2 separate regions of the Homo sapiens genome follow, and region 2 is linked to region 1. Evidence: chromatin loops called from intact Hi-C (ENCODE). Cell type or tissue: K562. All regions are shown on one strand. Each heading gives the region's core, and the rest is flanking DNA. Links, peaks and the distances in the headings are about the cores only.

Region 1 (9,035 bases), core at 3,586-6,085:
TGCATCCCTACTTTCTCCAGTTCTCATCCACTCAGATCTTCAACTTCTTATTGTAAGAAAAAAAAATGTATTTAGTGTCTGTAACACCGGATAACGTCTCCCCACGCGTCCTCATTCTGTTGACATCCCAACGTTCAAAACTGTTCACCTCAGTCCTTAATATCACAACCCTCACCTCCAGCCAGTGTGTGTCTTGCCAGCACACCGATGGGAGCCACTTGTTCACGTCCCTTCACTGGGGTGCACAGACTGCCACCCAGGTGTTCAGCTTTCTGGCATTTTCCTGTTATTTGCGTGCTTTATTTGGTGCACGGGATTCTTTTACAAGTTCTATGATCCTGCGGACAAGCCACTACTTCCATTTCAGGTGTTCCAACCTTTCTAGGTGAGCTATATTCTTGGGGTCCACAAATTTCTCTCTCCATCTTTTTTTCTCTCCCCCTCCACCCCTCCTCCCTGCCCACCTTCTGTTGCTCTTCTGACCATCCAGAGGACTTTTTTTTTTTTTTTTTTTGAGACAGCCTCTTGCTCTGTCACCCAAGCTGGAGTGCAGTGGCACAATCACAGCTCAAAATTCCCAGGCTCAGGTGATCCTCCCACCTCAGCCTCCAGAGTAACTGAACCTATAGGCTCACACCTCTGCAAGGGAAAGGAACAGGGCTTCTGTGTCAGTTACCAGTCAATTGCCTCCCAGCTTCTAAGTCCACAGGTTCAGTGCCGGCCCTGCAATCACGGAGCTGTCCTGGCAACTTTGCAGGGAGCGCAGTGCTAGGCTCTGCCACTAGAGGGGGTGGGAGGGATATCCCAGGAGGAAGAGGCGCCACTGCGCCGCCATCTTGTCTTTCTTCTTGCTCCTGTTATGGCCTTGTCAGCCCCACGTGAATGGGGCCCCCTGGCGTGTTCACGACCCCAGCTCCTGCCTGTGGCTGCCTTACCACAGGCCTCTCCATACTCCAGCCACCAGCCTTGGCCCCTGGACCCCAGAAGGCTGCCTCCTATTTCCCCTGGTGACCATGGTCCCACCCTTGCCCAACCAGAGGCCTCACCCAGACGTTGAGGTTCATACCTCCACTTTTGACTTGCTCTTTCCTTGGGATTATTAAAAGTTTGACCATGTTTGATGTTTGTTTCTTATCACCCCACAGCTGGACAAGCTGATTAGAAAACCTGGGTACTCCCTCTTCTAGTGCCAGTGGGGAGTTCAAACCCTGTGCAGTACCCCTGGCTGTGGCCCATCCCCTAAGCACCATAAAACCCCAACCCCAAACCAGCCTCCTTTCTCTGCCCTCTCAAGCCACATTCAGACCAGCTTGGGAAAGCCCACTCTGCTCTCTTCAGAAATCCTGTTATGTAATAAGCTTCATACCCTCTTGGAGTGTGGGTATGTGTGTGTCCTCAGTCTTAACATTCAAACTCAATTTTGGGTGGTGTAATCCTTTTTCTCCTGGGCGGCCCCAACCTTTGCGTTGTTACAGCCTCTCACCTGCTCAAGCCAGGTTTGGGTAGGTGCACCTGAATCCATCAGTTCTCCTTTTTCTCTCCCAGAAAACCATAAGAGAATCTTGATTGCTCCCATATCCTCTCTTACCCAGCACCCTCCAATCCATTATCACTTGACAGGCATGTTGAGCTTTAAATTAGGTAAACCCAATTGTGCTGCTCCATTCTTTAAAATTTGTCAATGGATTCCCATTCCTCTGAGAAACCTTCCTCCCTAGGTATCCTTCAGAATTCTTTTTTCTTTATAGTTAGGCCCATGTTGTGGTCAATAAATCTTTATTTTGGAGGTCAGAAAGCTTTTTTCCACAAAGGAGCAGAGAATATATATTTTAGGTTTTGCAGGCTATTTGGTCTATGTTGGATATTCTTCTCTGGTTTGCTCATATTACCACACTTTAAAAATATAAAAAACAATTCTTGCCCAGGTGTGCTGGTTCACATCTGTAATTCCAGCGCTTTGGAAGGCCAAGGCAGGAAGATCAATTGAGCTCAGGACTTTGAGACTGGCCTGGGCAACATAGTGAGACACTGTCTCTATAAAAACATTTAAAAATTAGCCAGGCTGAGCGGGCAGGATAACTTGGACTGGCTTATTTCACTTAACACAATCACCTGCTGGAAGCTGGTGCCCAGGAGATCAAGGCTTCAGTAAGCTATGATCATGCTACTGCACTCCATCCTGAGTGACAGAATAAGACCCTGTAAAACACACACACACAAAACTATTTTCTAGCTGTGGGCTATTGAAGGTAGCAGGCCATCGTGTGCCAGCCCCTGCTTTATATTAAATGCTGCTTGTGCAAATTGCTGTGGGTTTTTTTCTCTTCATTGGACTCTGACTGATACAGCTTCTCAATGCAGATTCTCTTTCGAAACTCCCAATCATTTTTCCCCAGAGAAAGAATACGCTAGAAAGTGGATAAAGGCCAAAAGTCCAAAACTAGTGTATCTTCAACTACACAGAAAAGCACCAAAAATGGGCCATAGACATCCCCCATTCAAAAAAATTAAACATCATGGAGAAAGGCACCCCCAGTCAGTCACTGAATACAGAAGGGTCTTCCTGAAGTACGGAGGGTAACAGAGACTGACAGTCACAAGGGTCATCAGTGGTCTTTTTTTTTTTTTTTTTTACACGGAGTCTAGCTCTGTTGCCCAGGCTGGAGTGCAGTGGCACGATCTTGGCTCACTGCAATCTCTGCCACCCGGGTTCAAGCGATTCTCCTGCCCCAGCTTCCCAAGTAGCTGGGACTACAGGTGCATGCCACCACACCTGACTAATTTTTTGTATTTTTAGTAGAGACAGGATTTCACTGTGTTAGCCAGGATGGTCTTGATCTTTTGCCCTCGTGATCTGCCTGCCTTGGCCTCCCAAAGTGCTGGGATCAGTGGTCATTTAGTTGAATAGCTTAGGCCACATAAAGCACATGGTCTTTTTGCTAAAAAGAATAGAATCCATAGAAAATAAAATGTAAAGAGTGTAACAGCAGGATTAGATTTGCTCACTTTCATACTCAGTATGGCTGCCATGTGATAATGGGTGGAAAGCCGTTGGGTAGGAGCGGATGTGGGAGAAATAAAACACTTAGTGTAGCATTCTGGGTAAGAAACCAGAAGGATTGAATATTTCAAATGCACTTATCAGACACTGGCCTCAAGATGCTGACTTGAGCAGTAAGAGATGGTAAGATTTTGCTCAGTTGATGCAAAGCTGGAACCCAGAGGAGACTGCCTCCTCACCACTGAAATGAGGGTCTATTGACGAGCAGCATGTGCCTCACCTGGAGCCTGTCACTGAATCAGACCCTGCATTTTAACAAGATCTGAGGGTGAATTATATGCACATTAAAAATTTGAGGGCCACGAGGTTACAGTAAATGAAGCGAGATGCTAGAAATTTCTCTTTATACTGTACACCAGTGGTTCTCAACCTTTGTTGCACATTAGAATTACCTGGAAAAATTTTTTAAACCTGATTTCCAAGTATCGACTCAAACTCGTATCTCTTGAGGGTGAGAGTCAGGCATCAATATGTTTCAAAATTGTCTGGGGATGGAGAAAGGGAGTCGCTCTTGAGCAGGTCTTTGCTATCTTATCCTTAGGAGCAGCCAGCCTTAAATCCACTCTCTCAGGGTGTCCTGTCTATTCTGCCCTTACCTTTCAAAATTTTCTTATTCCTTTGCAATGAATTACTCTATGCTGCATCTCTTTTACTGTGTGTCTATTGTTTACATTCCTTTAAATTAAGAAGACAAGAACCGAGGTGTCACAACAGTGAACTTTAATAAATGAATCCAGCCTATTTCCGGAGTTCTGAGGATCTCTGGTCTCTGCCTCTGTGAGCTCAACCAGCCATTCATGAAATACCCTCCCAAGACCAGCAGCATCAGCATCACTGAAAATGCAGATGCTCAGGTTATTTAAAACAAGTAAAATCTGAGAAATTTTCACCAAGAGGAGCCTAGGGAGGCATGACAACTCAAGGCAATGTGGCGCCTTGGATGGAAAAGAAGGAAGAGGAGGCCATCGTATCAACACTGAGGAGGTCTCAATAAAATAGGCACCTGAGTTCACAGCAATATACAGAGTCAGCTCATCGCTTGTGGCAAATGTGCCGTATTAAAGAACCATGTGAACAGTGGGGGAAATGGTGCAGAGCATTGGCGAGCTCTATAGACTTTTGAAAGATATTCTAAGATGAAATCTAAGGCCAGGTATGGCGGCTCGTGCTCATGTAATCCCAGCACATTGGGAGGCTGAGCCAGGCAGATCACCCAAGATCAGAAGCTCCAGACCAGCCTGGCCAACATGGCGAAACCCTGTCTCTACTAAAAATAAAAAATTAGCCAGGCGTGGTGGCGGCACACCTGTAATTGCAGCTACTCAGAAGGCTGAGGCAAGTGAATTGCTTCAACCCGGGAGGTGGAGGTTGGGGTGAGCCGAGATTGCGCGACTGCACTCCAGCCAGCCTGGGTGACAGAGTGAGACTTGGTCTAAAATAAAATGAAGTCTATTTTTCAATGCAAACTCTAAGGCCACACCCCTGATCTACTAAACTGGAAGCTCTGGGATCAGGGCCCACCCTTTTGTAGATTAGCAAAGCCTTCAGGATGTGGTACTATCACTAAGACCAACTAGTCACCAGAGACTCCCAATGCCTCTGTAGTTCAAGATTCAAATCAGGAATTTAGAAGTTGCCAAATTTAGACCAAGAAATACACCATCTGGGGCGGGGAGATAAATAGGCAGAGCAGAGAGGATTCGGGGGGGGCAGTGAAAATATCCCCCATGATACTCCAGTGGTGGATACTCATGAGGCCTTTGTCCAAACCCACAGGATGTACAACACCCAGAGCGAGCCCTAATGAACACCATGGACTCTGGGTGGTGGTGATATGTCCAGGCAGGCTCACTGATGGAACAGGTGCACCGCTCTGCTGGGGATGCTGGGCGGGGAGAGGCTGTGCCGTGTGGGGAGGGAGTCTAGGGGAACTCTGTGCTGTCCACTGAATTTCCCTGTGAACCTAAAACAGCTCTGAAAAAGTCATTAGCCAGGCGTGGTGGCTCACACGTATACTCCGAGCACTTCTGGAGGCCAAGGTGGAAGGATCGCTTGAGGCCAGGACTTTGAGACCAGCCTTGGCAACAAAACCAGATCCCATCACTACAAAAAATTATTTCAAAAAATTTGAATAAAATAATACTAATAAAGCCTAATACAAACAATACAGGATGCAGTGGCTCACACCCGTAATAGCACTTTGGGGGGCCGAGGCAGGCAGATCACTTGAACTCAGGAGTTCAAGACCAGGCTGGGCAACGTGGCAAAACCCCTCTCTACAAAAAAATACAAAAATTAGCTGACATGGTGTGGTGTGTTCTAGTCCCAGCTACTCCGGCGGCCAAGACGGCAGAATTGCTTGAGCCGTGGAGGTCAGGTCTGCAGTGAGCTGTGATTACACCACTGCACTGCAGCCTGGGTGAAAGAGTGAGGCCCCATCTCAAAAGAAAAGAAAAGAGAAGAAAAAGAAGCAAAAAAGAAAACAATACAGGATACCCAATAGAAGCTGAGTTTCAGATAAATAATGAATAATTTAGAACAAGCTGATACTAAAAAAAAATTGTTTATTTGAAACACAGATTTCCCCAGGCATTGTGTATTTAATCTGGACACCTACTTTGACAACTTTAATTTACAGCAAAACAGTGGGTAATAGCATGTCAATCAGAAGGCTCCGTTTTTTGTTATAAAATACTGAAAACTAATTAGATGTTTGTTTATTGAAAGAACAGGCCAGGTGCGGTGGCTCACGCCTGTAATCCCAGCACTTTGGGAGGGTGAGGCGGGCGGATCACGAGGTCAGGAGATCGAGACCATCCTGGCTAACAGGTGAAACCACGTCTCTACTAAAAGTACAAAAAATTAGCCGGGCATGGTGGCAGGCGCCTGTAGTCCCAGCTACTCGGGAGGCTGAGGCAGGAGAATGATGTGAACCTGGGAGACTGAGCTGGCAGTGAGCCGAGATCGCACCACTGCACTCCAGCCTGGGTGACAGAACAAGACTCCGTCTCAAAAAAAATAATAAAAGAAAGAACAGCAACACACACCCACATAAACCTGTACGAAAACAATGGACCTAATGAAACAGAAAATAAAGCTCTGTGGGGAGAATGAATATTTACTCCGACATCCTGGCAATTCCTATCTAGGGCACTCCCTCTGTGTGCCAGGCGCCCTTGCACCTGCTTCATGTCATATCTCATCTAATAGCGTCAGTGAAAAATCATCCTTCACATTCTCTGGGTGCAGTGGTTTCTTGATGTGTTTTCTGGTGGTATTTTAACGTTTCAGGCCGACGAAAGGCTCTTAGACACTTGGGACATTTATAGGGTTTCTCTCCGGAGTGGATGAGCTTGTGCTCGTTCAGGTTCTTCCTGTAGGTGAAAACTTGGTTGCAGTCCTTACATTTATAGGGCTTCTCCCCCGTGTGGCTCCTCTTGTGACACTTCAAGGAGAACATCCTGTTGAACCGTTTGTGACAGATGTCACATGTGTAGGGCTTCTCACCAGTGTGGATTCGCTGGTGGACGCGGAGGTCTGAGAGCTGCGTGAAGCACCTCTCACAGAAATTACATTGAAAGGGTCTCTCTCCTGTGTGTGATCTCATGTGGATGGCTAGCTTGGAATTACACGTAAACCTCTTATTGCACACGCCACATGCAAAGGGCAGCAGTTCCTTGGCTTCTTGGCCATTGGGGTGACTGACTGCACCTGCAGGGCCTGGGGAATAAACTGAATTTATCTCAGGTTTTCCTGGGGATTCGCTGTTGCCCACAGGTGTGGCTCCTCCTTGAGGCCCTTCTTGGGAAATGGAGGTGGCGTCTGGTTTGCTTCTTTTGGGACATCTCAGATTCAGAGCGTCTCCTCTGCTCCCGCTGTGAGTCGAAGCTTCTCTCTCCACAACGCAGGCAGAAGGTGTGTCAGCATCCACATTTTCGACAGAGGCTCTTTTTTTGGGTTCCTTCCCCTCCTTTGCTCCCACCACACCTGCTGGAAGAAGGGATTCCACACACAACAGTTAATAAGGTACATTTTCAATACACCAAACTCATTGCAACCAAACACTGATGTTGGCTGACAACTTCCCCTCAACCTTAAACCTAAGACATTGGACCGTAGGTCTCTGGAGAGTAAGGGATGGAGAGGCTTTGGCAGCTGAGTGCCAACTCCCCCAGACATGATAATGCTGGGACCCCAGCCCCACACCCCAGAAGAGAGGGGCTAACCCCTGTGGATCCAAGTCTTCATACTCACTAGGACCGTTTGGAAGCTGAGGCTCTGGGGATGTAAGTCCCGTGTTTTCTTCCCTGTCTACGTTCAGATCCTTCTCCAAGGTTGGCTTGGGTCTCAGAGCCTTTGGGGCACTTTTCATGACAGTAGTCTCTGGCAGCAGGAAGTCCTCTTCCTGACAATGGAAAACCAACAGCAATGACTGCCCTGTCTAAACTGGTGGGTCATGGACATCACTGTCCCTTCCTGACTGGATACACCAACTTTTCTAATGACACAGGTTTAGGGATACGTGCAGACTTCCTATGGGCCTCCCACATCATCCCAAATAAACATCACCACCTCATTTCTGAGTCTCTCCCTAATCTGCACCCTCCATATTCTAAATCAGCTCCTGTGCCTGGTGGTTTTCACTGTTTGGTTCTCTGAGCATATTTCTCCCCGCTGTGCCAACGTCTCCCTGCCCCTGACACTGGAAGGAGCATGACTCTAGGTGGAGGCCCCTAACCCCTGGCACCACTGGCATTGGGGCTGCATCACCCTCCTGGAGGGGGCGCTCCTGTGCAGAGCAGAGACCCCGCCTCCACCCTCTAGATGCTATCAACACCCCACCACCCCCTACAATGACACACAAACACATCTCCAGACATGGCCATGTGTCCTGAAAGGCAAAATCACCCCAGTTGAGAAACACTCCTCAAATTAAGAAATTGACAATCTGTAGAAAGTGCGCTCCTTGCTGAATTATGACATTAAATGTCTTTGAGGAAACTGAATGGGGAAGGGACCTTCAGTTCATTCATCGGTGCCAACTGCCTCCCTCATTTCACTGAGACCATTTCTGACCCCCCACCCTACATGCTAAAAGCTCTCATGGTGGAGAGAAAAGTAGATGAGGCTTCATTCTCTGTGATGACTCAGGAATGTCTAAGGATGTAACACATCCATGGGGAATGTCTCTGTTCTTGTCCTGTGCCAAATCTCTCAATCAGTCCAGAGGCACACTCAGTTTTCTCCTGTTCCTTCTCCCACCTCTGCCCAGACACCAGGGCCTCACACACTCACCTGCCTTCTGGACAGTGCAGGGACCCTGGGCAGGGTCTGCAGCTCTTGGCTGGCCTGGCCTTCCCCCGGACGCATCTCATTCACAGAGGAGGCCCGCTGGCTGGACACGCCTCTCGGATCATCTCTGACACTGGCAGGGATTTCAGCCATCTCGACATCTGATTCCTGCATAAGATATTCCTTGCCAAGAAAATTGACCACAGACTGTAGAGAGAAAAAAGACAATCAGACTCACTATGAGAACCTGAAAGTAGCTCTCATATTCCCTGGGTCCTGCCATAATGCTCACACTTTACTGTAATGTTCAAATCTGCCTTCCCAATGCAGAATCAGCTCTGTGGACACAGCAATCTGTCTGAATTTTTTCCTTTTCTACATAAGTACATAAATATGAGTCCTTTAGATGAAAGGGTCTCTAAACCAAAGAGAAGACAAGGAGAAATATTCTGGGTGAATCCAACTCAATTGGCCGATGGCAGCTCACCTTGTATTAGAACTTAGGGGCTCATTTGGGGACCTGGAGGCAGATCCCTGCATCTGATACCAACCACTTTCCCTGCTTCAGGATGGGACTCCTGGGCCCCGCTTCAGTTCACTCTAATGCCTCCTTCCCTACATTCCATCAGACCTAATATTTCACCAATGTCTTTCTTTCATGTTGGCCTCACACAGTGTGTGG
Region 2 (9,035 bases), core at 2,597-5,096, 96 kb after region 1:
AAGCCAAAGGAGGCCAAGAAGGGTCTGAACACACAGGCCTTGCGAGGTTTCCCCGCTCGGTCTACTCGGATTCGATCACACCCGTTTTATCTAATCACATTTCTACATGGCTGTCCATGCTTCAGTTATGCCTCTCAACCAAGTCTCCATAAAAGGCCAAAAGGACAGGGTTCAGGGAGCTTCCAGAGAGCTGAACTCGTGGAGGTGGACAGCAAGGTAAACTAGACCTCACCCACATGCCAGGAGGATGGTGCATCCCAAGTCCACAGGGACAGAGGCCCCTGCGCTCGGAACCCTTCCAGACCTCACCATACGTGGCTCTCCATCTGGCTGTTCACTGGTATCCTTTAAAATCTCCTTTACAATAAATCGGTAAACATGTTTCCCTGGTTCTGTGAGCACACTAGCAAATTAACGGAACCAGAGGAAGGGCTGTGGGAGCCCGATGTACAGCCTGTCAGTTGGAAGCACAGATGAAATAACCTGGGGCTTGTGACTGGCATCAGAAATGGGGGGTCAGTCTTGGGATGTGAGCCCTCAACCTGTGGGATCTGGCACTGTCTCCAGGGAGACCATGTTGGAAATGCATTAGAGGACACCCAGCTTGTGTCTGCTGCAGAGTTGATTGCTTGTTCGGTATGTGAGGGGACACCCCCTCCAACATTTGGTCACAGACGTCTTCTGTGGTCACTGATGCTGAGAATAGAAAAAGATACTTTGAGTACGTTTTTTCCACAGATCCCCCCCTGCCCCTGAACCAGCTGTGTCACCTCGGGCAAGCTGCTTTCCTTCCCTGAGATGACACCAGTACCCAGGACGGACCCTGCAGGCTGCGTGGAGACTGACGAGATGCTGCTGCTGTGCAGTGAGGCTCAGCCCTGTCCAGAGAGGTCTGGCCTCTGCCCTTGGCTCCAGGGAGGGTCACCTCTATGCCCCCAGAACACACTGCCTGATGGCAGGGTCTGCTCACCTGGGGCCCTGGGCCACCCGGGTGGGCTGAGCCCACAGCGTGACTCAGGGTTGGGGGTCTGGGCCATGTGCATCAGCTCGGCCTCTGCCAGGGATGGAGGTGAAGGTCAGCATATCTACACACAACCCCAACAGAGACCGAGTGCCGAGCTCGGGGAAGCGTTCCTGGCCAGCAGCACCCCCTGCAGGTTGTCACACGTTGTTGCCGGGAGGAGTTAGCGCCGTCCACACTCCACGGCAGGAGGACAGTTGGGAGCTCCGAGCACAGAGCCTTCCTCCACCCATTCCACTCATCTCTTCCCTTGGCTGGTTGTCATCTGTGTCCTTTCTCTGTAATAAGCTGTGACCCTGTGTGTGACTGACTGAGCCAATTTGGCACAGCCAGGAACACACTGCCTGATGGAGCCCTCCTTACACCCATCCCTGGAGGGCTCAGGAATCGAGATTCCAAAATTGCAGCTGAGGAAGCCAAGGCTCTGAGAGTCCCAGACATGCGTCCAAGGTCACCCAGCTTGGAAAAGGTGGAGGCAGGACTCATATCCAGCTTTGAAGTCTGTGTACTTTAACTGAGAGACTCTGGTCGGCTTTGAAGTCTGTGTACTAACTGAGAGACTTCCTAAGGATGCAGCATCCTCGTGTATCTGGGCTAAGCTCCACCTGCCCCAGTGCATAGGCCTGTCCACCCACTGTGGGATCAAGCTGCTGATGTTCTGCTGAGGATCCCCTAAGGATGAAGCATCCTCGTGTATCTGGGCTAAGCTCCACCTGCCCCAGCACATAGGTCTGTCCACCCACTGCGGAATCAAGCTGCCGATGTTCTGTTGAGGGTCCCATGAGACTGGCTGCAACCTTCTTTTCCTGTGCTGTCCTTGTCCTGTTAGGTGGTTGGGGGTGGGGGTGGGGGTGGCAGCCTTGCCAGTGAGCTGAGGAACACCTTCCCTGTGTTCTGGAAGTTTGTGTAAAAGGGACCAGCCTGGCCAACATGGTGAAACCCCGTCTCTCCTAAAAATACAAAAAAATTAGCCAGGCATGGTGACATGCACCTGTAATCCCAGCTACTTGGGAGGCTGAGGCAGGAGAATTGCTTGAGCATGGGAGGCGGAGGTTGCAGTGAGCCGAGACCACGCCACTGCACTCCAGCCTGGGCGACAGAGTGAGACTCCGCCTCAAAAAAAAGAACAGATGAGAATGATCAGTTCCTTGGAGGCCTGGTAGAACTTACACATAAAGTGCTGGAATCCAGTGCCTTCTATACGCGAAGGTCTTTCATCACCTTTTGATCTCCCCCCTCTGGTTTCCAGACTCTCACATCTGCCACTACATCATGAGCATATGTTGGTGATTTATATTTTCCTAGAAAACTGTCCATTTCATCTAGGACTTCGAATGCATTGTGTACGTTGAACACGGTGTTCTCAACGGTTGTCAAATCCGCTCCATCCCCGGCTTTGCTTGCTTCCACCATCAGTGTTTGTGCTGTTTCTTGTTTTCCTCCTAGTCAACTTGCTGAAGGTTTGCACTATTCTACTATTCTTTTCAAATATTGAGTTTGGACCTTGATTATCAACCTGTCCTCTGCTAATCTTCTGAGTTTGGCTTCTACATTGAACAGCTACCCTGTGCTATTTTCCTGTGCTCCCAGCTGCCTCTGGAGCCCCAGGGCCTCCCCTTCAATTCCGACCTGAGACGCAGGCTGACTGGGGCATTTCCTGTCAAGCTAACCAGGTACTGGCTGGAGCTGCCTCTCCCCACCTCCCAGGCCTACCCCACTGGCTTTTCTCTGCACTTCCCCGATTGGCAGACGCCCTGCCCCCATCCGTCTTAAACTATCCCCTTTCCCTATTGTGTGCCTGAGGCCAGATGCTGAGTGACTACAGCCAGGTCATTCGATCTTTCTGGACAGATCAGATTCTCTCTCCACAGAAGTGAGGAAGCTGACCATACCCTGGTCTTCCTGTCAAATCCTGTATATCAAAGCAGGACAAGAGGAGGCTGGGAACGGTTAGCCATTCCCTCCACAGCAGGAGAAGAGGAGGCTGGGAAGGGTTAGCCATTCCCTCAACGAGTATTTTTGTAGCACCTACTATGTGCCCAGCACCATCCTGAGCTCCAGGGACACATCACTGAACAAAAGACAAGGCCCCAACCCACAGGAGACTATATGAGACTACATTCCAGCTGGGGCTAGACATACCATAAAAAAGTCATAAACAAACTCGACAAGGCCAACGTAGCCAAGAAGGCTATATATTTCTCTAAGTCCCCTAGACTCTGAGGAGATGGGAACAGTCCTTAGAACCATGGAGGCTGTGATTCCCAAATGTCCCCTGTTCTCCCCCAAATGGAAGAGCCTGCCCCCTCCTGGATGACGGGCTCTCTCTTATTGGTGGTCCCCAACTCCAGTGGCTCACACAGGTCATGAGGCACTTTTAAAAAAAATGTGAAAGTCTACTAGCTGGCAGAGGATGCATCCAGACTAACATGAAGGAATCTCCAGGGCAAGAAAACAACCCAGTCTGAAAATGGACAGAAGACTGCTGCAGACCAAATGTCTGTGTGCCTCTCAAATTCTATGTTGAAATCCTAACCCTGAAGGTAATGAGATTACGTGGGGCCTTTGGGAGGTGATTAGGTCATGAAGGGGGAGCCCTCATGAATGGGATTAGTGCCCTTCTACAAGAGACCCCAGAGAGACCCCTTCACCCCTTCTGCCCTGTGAGGACACAGCAGGAAGCCACCATCTGTGAACCAGCAGGAGACCCTCACCAAACACTGAGTTGGCCTTGATCTCAAACTCCCCAGCCTGCAGAACTGTGAGAAATACATTCCCGTTGTTTTCAGCCAGCAGCCTATGGTACCTTGTTACAGCAGCCCAAACAGACTAAGACGTCACGCAACCCAGCAACTGCACTCCTGGGCGCTTACCCTAGATAAATGTAAACGTGTATTCACACAGAAACCTATTCAGAGACGTAAACCAGCTCTATTAAAAAAAAAAAAAAAACAAAACCCTGGAATCAACCCAAATGTCCTTCAACAGGAGAATGGAGACATTCAGTTAAAAAATTACTGAAGCTGAGGCCCGAATCACCTCATAACCGCAACTTCAAATCTAAGAGTAAAATCCCGGCAACGGTATTTTTTTTTTTTTTTTTTGAGACAGAGTCTCACTCTGTCGCCCAGGCTGGAGTGCGGTGGTGCAGTCCTGGTTCACTGCAATCTCCAGCTCCTGGGTTCAAGCGATTCTCCTGCCTCAGCTTCCTGAGTAGCTGGGATTACAGGCATGTGCCACCATGCCCAGCTGATTTTTGTATTTTTAGTAGAGACGCAGTTTTGCCATGTTGGCCAGGCTGGTCTCGAACTCCTGACCTCAGGTGATCTGCCCACCTTGGCCTCCCAAAGTGCTGGGATGACAGGCGTGAGCCACCATGCCCGGCCGACAGTATTTTTTAAAAGTTTCCAGGTGAGCTCTACTGCTTTCTACCAGTACAGGAGCCTCTCCTCGGCTGTCCTCTCCTTCTCATCCGGCAATGTCTCGGTGAAAACTCTGAGGACAGGCGAGGACCCACACACCAGATGCCAAGAAACCCCAATCCACAGTAGCGCCCCCAGATGTCAGCTGTCTATACACCACCGTCAGTTTCCACACACCAGATGCCAAGAAACCCCAATCCACAGCAGCGCCCCCAGATGTCAGCTGTCTATACACCACGGTCAGCTCCCACTAGATGCCCCCAGATGTCAGCTGTCTATACACCACCGTCAGCTCCCACAGACCAGATGCCAAGAAACCCCAATGCACAGCAGCGCCCCCAGATGTCAGCTGTCTATACACCACCGTCAGCTCCCACAGACCAGATGCCAAGAAACCCCAATCCACAGCAGCGCCCCCAGATGTCAGCTGTCTATACGCCACCGTCAGCTCCCACAGACCAGATGCCAAGAAACCCCAATCCACAGCAGCGCCCCCAGATGTCAGCTGTCTATACGCCACCGTCAGCTCCCACAGACCAGATGCCAAGAAACCCCAATCCACAGCAGCGCCCCCAGATGTCAGCTGTCTATGCGCCACCGTCAGCTCCCACAGACCAGATGCCAAGAAACCCCAATCCACAGCAGCGCCCCCAGATGTCAGCTGTCTATGCGCCACCGTCAGCTCCCACAGACCAGATGCCAAGAAACCCCAATCCACAGCAGCGCCTCCAGATGTCAGCTGTCTATGCGCCACCGTCAGCTCCCACAGACCAGATGCCAAGAAACCCCAATCCACAGCAGCGCCCCCAGATGTCAGCTGTCTATGCGTCACCGTCAGCTCCCACAGACCAGATGCCAAGAAACCCCAATCCACAGCAGCGCCCCCAGATGTCAGCTGTCTATGCGCCACCGTCAGCTCCCACAGACCAGATGCCAAGAAACCCCAATCCACAGCAGCGCCCCCAGATGTCAGCTGTCTATGTGCCACCGTCAGCTCCCACAGACCAGATGCCAAGAAACCCCAATCCACAGCAGCGCCCCCAGATGTCAGCTGTCTATACGCCACCGTCAGCTCCCACAGACCAGATGCCAAGAAACCCCAATCCACAGCAGCGCCCCCAGATGTCAGCTGTCTATGCGCCACCGTCAGCTCCCACAGACCAGATGCCAAGAAACCCCAATCCACAGCAGCGCCCCCAGATGTCAGCTGTCTATGCGTCACCGTCAGCTCCCACAGACCAGATGCCAAGAAACCCCAATCCACAGCAGCGCCCCCAGATGTCAGCTGTCTATACACCACCGTCAGCTACAATGGCTATCGCCCAGGCTCTTATTACTCTTCTTTACTTTTACCTAAAACTAAAATAACACTGACTTAAGACCATGTTGTATCATTGCTGGAAATGGAAAGCCAGTATCATGTGCCAGAGAGAGAGGTCATGGGAAATTCCATCACTCACGGCAGTGTTATTCCCGTCTGTGTGGACACTGATAGGAGAAGGCTCTGAACCTGAGATCTGCCCTTATTAAAAAGAGAGAGTAACAGATACAAGAGAGATGCTAAAGACATCCCAGAGCCACAGTGAGAGGTTCGCCTCGGAGCAAGCAGAGAACGCAGGAGAGTCCCGACGGCCTGGAGCCTGGTGATTTCCCGACTTTTAGATTCACTGAACCAACAGAACTCTCACTGCATCCCCGAATGGAAGATTTTTTTTTATTTTGCAAGATATATACATTAAAAGCAACAATAACCACCACCTACTTTTACCATCTTTTCCTAAAAGAACATTTTAATGCCAACAAAACAGATGGCATGAGCTCAGAGTGGTAACAGTGGCTGAAATCTACCTAGACAGCACCCATGTGCCAGGTCCTGTTCTGAGGAGTCATGGAAACTGGAAAGGGCGAAACCCCGAGGCTCACAGATTCCACGTTGGTTCTGTTCCACCCCCACTTCACCTTGCATTCACCTCGCCTCTGTGGCAGACAGAATAATGGCCCCAAAGATGTACACGGTCTGATCCCCAGAACCTGTCATCTGCTGTCTCAGGGCAACAAGGACTCTGTGGATGGGAGGGAGTTAAGCACTGACATGGGGAAACTCTCCTGAACTATCCTGACGGGCCGAATGTCATCACAGGTGACCTAAGACGTGACCACAGTACACCATGGAATACTATGCACCAATGAAAAAGAATGAGTTCATGTCCTTTGCAGGGACATGGATGAACTGGACGCCATCATCCTTGGCAAACTAACACAGGAACAGAAAACCAAACACCATGTGTTCTCACTCAGAAGTGGGAGTTGAACAATGAGAACACATGGACACAGGGAGGAGAACATCACACACCAGGGCCTGTCGGGGGGTGGGGGAAGGGGAGGGAGAGCATTAGGACAAACACCTAAGGCATGTGGGGCTTAAAACCTAGATGACAGGTTGGTATGTGCAGCAAACCTTCATGGCACATGTAACAAACCTGCACGTTCAGCACATGTATCCCAGAACTTAAAGTAAAATAAATAAATAAATAAATAAGTGACCACAGGACCTAAGTGGGTCAAGGTCAGAGGAGTGATGGGGGATGGAAGCAGAGGTCAAGGTCAGAGGAGTGATGGGGGATGGAAGCAGAGGTCAAGGTCAGAGGAGTGATGGGGGATGGAAGCAGAGGTCAAGGTCAGAGGAGTGATGGGGGATGGAAGCAGAGGTCAAGGTCGGAGGAGTGATGGGGATGAAAGCAGAGGTCAAGGTCGGAGGAGTGATGGGGGATGGAAGCAGAGGTCAAGGTCAGAGGAGTGATGGGGGATGGAAGCAGAGGTCAAGGTCGGAGGAGTGATGGGGATGAAAGCAGAGGTCAAGGTCGGAGGAGTGATGGGGATGGAAGCAGAGGTCAAGGTCAGAGGAGTGATGGGGGATGGAAGCAGAGGTCAAGGTCGGAGGAGTGATGGGGATGGAAGCAGAGGTCAAGGTCGGAGGAGTGATGGGGGATGGAAGCAGAGGTCGGAGTGCAGCACTCTGAGGACGGAGGAAGGGCCATGAGCCGAGGAATGCGGGCAGCCTCTAGGAGCTGGAAAAGGCCGGAAACGGATTCTCTCCTAGAGCCTTGAGAAGGGACGTGGCTCTGCAGATGACACCTTGATTTTGGAGACTTGAGAAGGGACGTGGCCCTGCAGACACCTCGATTTTGGGCCATGAGACCAAACCATTTTGGACTTCTGACCTCCAGAACTGTAACAGACTTGTGTGATTTCTAAGCCGCTGCGTTTGTGATTTGTAAGCCGCTGCGTTTGTGATTTGTTACAACCCACTTTTGGGAACAATGACCCGGAAGGAGGGCGAGGATAGAGAAGCCAGAGCCAGCACAGAGGTGCCAGGAGGCAGGAGCAGAGGAGGGGCGAGCTGTATCCCAGACAATAAGAGGGGGGAGTGTCTGGGGGCTGGTCGGGCCGCATGAGAAGGGAGACGGATGAGGCCACTGGCAGCCTTGACGGGAGCTGCTCCCTCTGGAAGGAAGGAAGGCCGCCCGGCTGCCATGGACTGAAGGCTTTGCTCGCTTTGCCTCACCGAGATGCCCCCTCTCTGCTGCTACATCTCAGCACCCAGCAGGCACTCGGTACGCACTTATGAGGAACACGCGACTGCTCTGACTCTTCACCCTCCTGCCACTGGGGACTCAGGCCTGGCCGCAAACACCCCCTCACTCAGGGCCCCTGTGCCGCTCGAGGTGGCTCAGGGCCTTTGCACTGGCTGCTCTCGTGGCCTGGACCACTCTTCTCAGAGGTCTCTGCGTGGCTGCCCACCGCTCATCACCCAGGCCCCACACAGCAGCCACCAGCCATGGGAGAGTGCCACTACTGAAAGGATGGTATTTTGAACACATTGGGGTCCATGAAGTAAATTTGCCTTTTTTTAACGTGCTGACTAGAACACTTAAGATGGCATGTGCAGCTCACATAACACATCCCCCGACAGGACTCTAAGCCAGGCTGGCAACTTCCCTGACGGGGCCAGGCAGTCAACACTTCCAGCTCCTCGGGCCCTCTGTGGTCATCACGGTGGCAAGTGTCAGCCCCAGGTGACATGAGTGGGTGGGTGTGGCTGTGCACCAAGACTTCACCCAGAACGTGAGTCGGCCCTTGCCTGCTGTGTGGTCAAGAAACCAAACCTGCCCAGAGAGGCCTGGCTTTGCCCTCTGCCCCTGGGAAGTCATCTCTGAGCCCTTGGAGCCTCACGCATGATAAGGAGGGTCTGCCTGCCCCGGGGGACTCAGGCCAGCCCAAAAGCAAGATGAATTTGGGGTAGAGTTTGGACCAGGGGGTATCCTTGACTTTCAGGGGGCGGGAGGCTGAGGTCAGCCACACAGAACGGGGAGGAGTCCCCAGTAAGAACCCAGGACACCACGGTCTGAGGAGAATTCCTGGCCGGCAAGACCCCCTGCGTGCGGGCGGGGTGCGGGGAGAGGACAGCTGGTAACTGCGCTCCCTGGAGCCTTCGTGGCCTTCTTCCCAGCTGCTTCCAGCACGTCCTTCTCTGATAAGCCGTGACCGTGAACACGGCTGTGAGTCCTAGAGAACTCGCAAGTATGCCAGGG

What was found. Hi-C counts contacts between places; a loop is a spot of excess contacts. Peaks named below come from ENCODE experiments on the same cell type or tissue, not always from the same donor. Only the 100,000 strongest peaks of a DNase experiment are listed, where the experiment ranks them.
Region 2: a loop joins it to region 1, with 18 times the contacts of the local background. A loop is called at or near these places in 3 of 110 quality-filtered maps.

Annotation. Positions count from the first base shown.
Region 1 is chr19:56,244,747-56,253,781 of GRCh38, reverse strand. All of the region lies in intron 2 of ZSCAN5A (zinc finger and SCAN domain containing 5A), which reads left to right. It also overlaps the pseudogene ZSCAN5DP. Among named protein-coding and RNA genes, the nearest start is that of EDDM13, 23 kb to the left of the region's middle. In K562, for the core only: no CTCF peak of the experiment used is centred there; a DNase peak (open chromatin) is centred at 4,591.
Region 2 is chr19:56,147,422-56,156,456 of GRCh38, reverse strand. All of the region lies in intron 3 of ZNF444 (zinc finger protein 444), which reads right to left. Among named protein-coding and RNA genes, the nearest start is that of ZNF444, 11 kb to the right of the region's middle. In K562, for the core only: no CTCF peak of the experiment used is centred there; no DNase peak of the experiment used is centred there.